Linked DNA regions of Homo sapiens: region 1 is linked to region 2. A link is a contact called in ENCODE Hi-C or POLR2A ChIA-PET data. All regions are on one chromosome and are shown on one strand. The core of a region is the stretch at or near the end of the contact, and the rest is flanking DNA. Distances in the headings are between cores, read along the strand shown. Region 1 overlaps CFDP1 (craniofacial development protein 1). Region 2 overlaps ZNRF1 (zinc and ring finger 1).

The links. A loop is a pair of places that touch in the nucleus more often than their neighbours do. ChIA-PET counts read pairs that join two places held with the same protein, here RNA polymerase II (POLR2A). Pooled maps may share reads with other maps.
Region 1: a loop to region 2 is called in a pooled map, with 10 times the contacts of the local background. The contact joins two enhancer-like sites. A Hi-C loop is called at or near these places in 6 of 50 pooled maps. POLR2A ChIA-PET finds 5 or more read pairs at or near these places in 2 of 52 experiments (A549 and H1).

Annotation. Positions count from the first base shown.
Region 1 is chr16:75,304,161-75,307,222 of GRCh38, reverse strand. CFDP1 (craniofacial development protein 1) reads left to right here. Exons shown (of 7, transcript NM_006324.3): 6 at 2,041-2,199. Among named protein-coding and RNA genes, the nearest start is that of BCAR1, 54 kb to the right of the region's middle. RefSeq lists an enhancer at 872-2,071. Within about 2 kb of position 1,747, at least 34 of the 41 ENCODE cell types and tissues checked have a DNase peak (open chromatin) inside an H3K27ac peak, as active enhancers do.
Region 2 is chr16:75,010,686-75,013,815 of GRCh38, reverse strand. All of the region lies in intron 1 of ZNRF1 (zinc and ring finger 1), which reads right to left. Among named protein-coding and RNA genes, the nearest start is that of ZNRF1, 13 kb to the right of the region's middle. RefSeq lists enhancers at 1,487-1,576, 1,887-1,996. Within about 2 kb of position 1,740, at least 14 of the 41 ENCODE cell types and tissues checked have a DNase peak (open chromatin) inside an H3K27ac peak, as active enhancers do.

The DNA of each region.
Region 1 (3,062 bases), core at 498-2,997, 290 kb before region 2:
AATAAATAAAAATAAAAAGGGGTCAGTGAAGAGACATTTAAGCAGAAAGACATGCTAAGCTTTGTGTTTTGGAAAATTCAGTCTAATTACAGCATGTCACTAGATACCAGGATAGGGCCACTGAGTGAGGATGGGGAAAAACAGGTCAGGGAGACCAGTAAAGAGGCTGTTCAATTATCCAGGTGATATAAGAATGAGAATTCGGGCAGTAGCAGTAAGGAAGATGAGAAGGAAAAAGATTTGAGACACAGTAAGTTTCCATATCCCCACTCATGCTCCGTTCCTGGTAAAATGGTGAAAAAGAAAGTGTGTGTGTGTGCGTGTGTGTGTGTGTGTGTGTGTGTGATCACGCGCACATATGACATTGTAGGGGTTGAGTTGTCTGGAAAACAGTGCTTAGAAGATATGAATTGAAAGCTCATAAAGAGCTATTTGGAGTTCTCTTAAGCAAACTGGGAAGTAAAGTAACTAATGAGAAAATCTCTCAAGTCACTTCTCATCTGGAGGCGAGATAGCACAGTGCACCACCCTGAGAGTTGGGAGAGATCTTCCTTTGTCCCGGATCTGCATTGTCTATTGTTTTGACCCTTGTTTTATCATTTAACCTCTCTGAACTTTGTTTATTTGTCCAACTTAATACAAGGATGATGAAGCTTGCCCAGCCCATTCTGAGTTGATCTTAAGCTCAGCATGTACTGGGGTGTGACCCAAACAGGGAAGTTGACATCCTCTCTACTAAAGTTAATAGAATGAGAATGTTCAGGGTCATTGTTCAGTCCCAGCAGTCTGGTGTTCAGTGTGGACGTTGGCCTGTTGGCTCACACCAGGCAGAGGGGGTGAGTAGTCGTTCACGCTGCTTTGCGGCAGGGACGTGGGGTTTCAGAATGGGTTAGGGTGATACTAGGTTATTTCAAAGATGATCCCTTCCAACTCTGAGACTGGGTCCTGTGTCACAGGCCTTAGTGAGAGTTAGATGAGATCATGGCTACAAAAGCACTTGGAGAACAAACATTCTAGACAAGTAAAGGTATTATTATCAGTAGACCATGTGACATTAGCTCATAGTTTTTAAATGTTTAACTTTCTTGCATATCCCCGTGAGGCGGAAAATAACTTCCAAGTTCCTACATGCTGGTAGATGATTTCGTTTCATTTCATAAAGAGACCAAACCTTTCCTCATACCATCTTAACTGCATTTTGCTTTTCTTATTTTATTTCATATGTTTAACAATGACTGGAAACATTTGACCTGCCAAGACTTGAATTTGGGCATCTGGGGTTTCTCCCACTGTCCATGATAGCATCACCAGCAAGTGGAGCACAGGCTGTACATTCCCCGTGTGAGCTTTCGGAGTGAGGAATGTTCTCCACCTCCTGGAAAAAACAGGGCCCAACTCACAGGAGTTAAAAGGAAACTGATTTTAGAACCCTCTTACAGTACTGTGACTTTTCACTCATCAGTGTTGGGAACTGGTTCTCTTTCTCTTAAAAGAACCCCCTGGGGCTTTAAGCTTAAACGATGACAGTGACTCAGAGTGGCTCATGCTTATTGCACCTTGACGCTGTGCCAAGTGCTGTTTTAGCCCTTTACGTGTAAGATACACCACAGCCTGTGAGTAAGCATTTGCTTTGTAGATTAGGAAACCAAGGAACATGCAGTAAATAACTGGCCTAGAGTCACACAGTTAAGCTGGAAGTTGGACCTTGGCATGTGACTCCAAAGCCCTGCCTGAAGCGCTGCTCCTCCCCTCCTTGCAAGCAGAGACCTGCCACACAGAGCCCACAGAGGTCTGAAGAAGGCAGGATTTCCTGTTCGTAGCTCAGGAGAGCAGACAGTGGTGTTAAGCAGGAAAAGCACATTAGAATTCCAGTTTACTTACAGTGCTCTCCACACCAGGAAGGAAATGCCCCAAATATGAACATGGCTTCCACTAAGATAAATGGCCCCAATCTAGGGGATTCCCATTTGCATCAGAAAAACTGTTAATATAGAGATCAGAGTTTTTACCTGCTACATCTTTCATATTTTCTTTCCTTAGGTTAAAAAGATCAAGTGGCATGAGCAGCCTTTTGGGGAAAATTGGTGCCAAGAAGCAGAAAATGAGCACCCTTGAGAAGTCCAAACTGGACTGGGAGAGCTTCAAGGAGGAAGAGGGGATTGGTGAAGAACTGGCCATCCATAATCGAGGGAAAGAGGGGTAAGAAGGAGTAGGTTTTATGCCTTGGAAAATCCTCAGAACCCTGAAATCAAATGATTTATTGGAGACAAACTGCCCACTGTAAGCAAGCAGGAGCTTTTCATGATGGAACTAAAAATGTGAGCACTTTGGTTTGTCAGTAAGTCTCTGTTCCAGTGTGGGGCAGGGCCTGTCACTGGGAAGGCCACTGCGGGTGGAGGGAAGGCGGGGCATGTGAGGAGTACTCTCAGGGGCCAGTCACATCTGCCAAGCTGAATTTGCTGAATTACAGCTCCAGTGAACTGTAAGTTGCCTAGTGGTTGGATCTGGCCTGTGGTAGCAGCCTTGGCCTTATCTGAATCATTTGTCCTTCTGAGAAACCAAACTAGTTCAGATCCGTCAAAAACTGAGCCAATGGAATGCCTAGATGTTGCATTATTGTGAATTTTTTTTTGTCTGTGTCATTATGGCCTGGGGTGGGGCTTTACCCTTGGCTATAGCCTGTGTGATAGGCCAGGCCCTCAGACAGCACCCCAGGCCATCACTTGCACCTCTTTCTCTTCGCTGTGGAATACAAAGAGAATGTTCATAACCTACGTATTCAGTTGTAAAAAGGGTCCTTTCCTTGTCATATTTGTCTTACTGGTGATTAAACAAAAAATCAAGAAAGAAATGGTGGCCAGGCATGGTGGTTCACACCTGTAATCTTGGCACTTTCGGAGGCCGAGGCGGGCAGATCACTTGAGGTCAGGATTTCGAGACCAGCCTAGCCAACCTGGCAAAACCCCATCCTACTAAAAATATAAGAATTAGCCAGGCATAGTGGTGCACACTTGTAATCCCAGCTACTTGGGAGGCTGGGGCAGGAGGATCACTTGAACCCA
Region 2 (3,130 bases), core at 491-2,990:
TAAATAAATAATTCCAAGACACCAAAGAGTTCCCATTTTCAGAGTCACACAGCTATTTGAGTTCCTGAAATGTACAAGTGAACCAAATTGAAATAGCACAAATCTCTGACTTTTCCATTTAGTAACCGCAGGACTAAAACTTCAGAGTTCATTACTAAAACTGAATGGACAGGCCTGGCGCGGTGGCTCACGCCTGTAATCCCAGCACTCTGGGAGGCCAAGGCGGGTGGATCACGAGGTCAACAGATTGAGACCATCCTGGCTAACATGGTAAAACCCCATCTCTCCTAAAAATACAAAAATTAGCTAGGCATGGTGGCATGCACCTGCAGTCCCAGCTACTCGGGAGGCTGAGGCAGAAGAATCGCTTGAACCCGGGAGGCAGAGGTTGCAGTGAGCTGAGATCACGCCACTGCACTCCAGCCTGGCGACAGAGTGAGACTCCATCTCGGAAAAAAAAAAAAAATTGAATGGACAGAAAAAGTAAGAGTCAGGGCTCCAGGCTGGAACTCATGATAAGACTTACCCTGTGGGCCCTCAAGTAAAGAGACAGAGAAGTAATTCTTACTCCTTTATAAAGGTGATCATCACTTTTCTCTGTGTTCTGAACTCCTTAGGCAAAAGATACTTTATAATTACTTGTATGCTGTCATATGAAAGTGTTGAACCTCTACTATATAACCTAAGAAAAATTGGTCCTTTCTGAACAGAGGTTCCTAATTGCTTTTTCCTTGTTTGAAGGAGTTAAAAGTCATTGTTGAAGGATGTATCTCTAATCCTACAGAACTGATGCCTTCAAGAAAACTCACTCCCACAATTCTCTCTCCTGGTTCCATGCCTGTGCCCTTTATTATGTTTTGCTGGCTCTTATGCATCAAATGCTCACTTCCTGTTTCCCCTTTATTGAGCTCTGGAGACCTGGAACCGGTAACAGGCTTTGAAGAAAAGTACAAAGCCAGGAAAACACAGAAGACAGGCCATGACTCTCCAAAGGAAAGCAAATCTTAACACATTTCTAATAACCGTTCAGCCCTTCCCGTCTGTAGCTTATGTAAGATAGTGGTTCAGACATGAGTCCCGAGAAACTGTAAATAATGAAGTTGAAAACAGCTAAAACTCACGCTAGGTTGGCAGAAAAGTTTAAGACAGGCAACTGAGATTTGATATCATAATTCTGGCTTGTTCTAAGCTCTCAGTATCCCTAAATGTTTCATTTTCACTATGCCACAAGGAGGCTGACTGGGTGGCGTCTCCTCTGGGCGCCACTCTAAATGCTTTAGACCTAAAATCTTAGAAGAGCACAGACGACCTTATATGAATCCACTTTTTGTAAAGTGTGCCATGATCAGTGCCAAGCACCAAGCTGACCATATGGAAAAGGGGGGCACAGACAGTAAGGAAATTCCCCATGACCTCTAGATTCTCATCATTAGGTCCACAGCCATCCTTTAATCCAGAAAGCTGATGTTCTGCCTATAAATGGCTTCTGGCTCTCTAACCCAAGGCCTCCTTCCATCTCATGATCCTTTTACACTACAACGGTGTTTTAATTGAAACTCCAGTCTCACTGGTCATGCTACTGCAGCAATTCACTGAGCACAGGCTTCTCTGTTCTATTCTGCTGTCCTGCACTTTGAATTCAGGGCTTGGTGTCAGCATGGAAAGCACCAGCGTTCTGATATGGCAGCCTTTGGTTATGTTCCCCTCAAGGGATTTATCATCCACAACCTACTCAAATCCCTCCCCCAACAGCTACCAAAAATTCCCCTGGTGAGAAATGCTATTATGAGAAGGGGTGGTGGCTGCTTTATGACTCACACTGTTTCATTAAAAAGATTTTTTTTTCAAACAAATTTTCAGTAGAGGAATCCAAAGGTTTTCCAAAGCCACAGCAAAACAGAACAGCTCATAATACTATTTCTCAAAGGTCTGCCACTTCATAGGAGATTCCTATACCTCAAAAAACTGGAGACATTTAGATTCACTATCCTTTTGTGCTGCCCTTGGCCTCTGGGTTGAGGAAGCAAGTAGGAAATGGATCAATTAAACACAGCCAACATGACTGGGCTCGTCAGATATTAAGATGGATGGCAGCTAGCTTGCAAGTCAGCCCTTATCACAGGTCTTAAGACTTGCTTATAGCTTTCCAGGGCACTGGCTGCAATGGCATGAATGTTTCAGTCATAGCTAACCAGAGTTGAGGAAATCTAATAATATAGGATGTACATGGGTATTTAGGAACACTTGTTATAGCAGCAGGCAGAGCTATAAAAAAGTGTCTTTGGCCAGGCATGGTGGCGTGTGCCCACAGTCCCAGCTACTCAGGAGGCTAGGGTAGGAGGATGTCTTAAGCCCAGGAGTTCATGTCCAGCCTGGGCAACATAGTGAGACCTTGTCTCTGAAAAAAAGTTTGTTTTTAGTTAAAAAATAAAAGTTTCTTCGAAAAGCTGACTTAAATGCTGTTATACTTTTGATATTAAATGGTTACACCATTTAGATCATTTACACAATCTAAATGGACTAGAACAATATTACAGAAAACTAATTTGTTAGGTTGGAATCCCAAGGGCTCCCTCAAATCCTTGTAGGATTCCCAGAATACTCAGGCAGGCAGCAGGATAAAAGAATCTTAATGGCTCTCTCCAAAAAAGGCACCTTCTCCACAGGGAAAAGGTTATTTAAGATGGAAACAAAATGAAAAGATCTCCAAAAAGCTAAGAAGTATGTGCAAAATGACCACGTCAGATGAGGCCTGTGATCTTAGGTTCTCCTACCTCTGTTCCTGAATCCAGGTTAAAGCTTCTCCCAGCTGGGCATGGTGGCTCACGCCTGCAATCCCAGCACTCTGGGAGGCCAAGGTGGGCGGATCACTTGAGGTCAGGAGTTCAAGACCAGCCTGGCCAATTGGCGAAACCCCATCTCTACTAAAAGTACAAAATTAGCCGGCTGTGGTGGCACATGCCTGTAATTCCAGCTACTTGGGAGGCTGAAGCAAGAGAATTGCTTGAGCCCAGGAGGCAGAGGTTGCAGTGAGTGGAGATCATGCCACTGCACTCCAGCCTGGTGACAGAGCGAGACTCCTCAAAAAAAAAAAAACAAAAAAACAAAAAAAAACAGTACAGTACAGAGG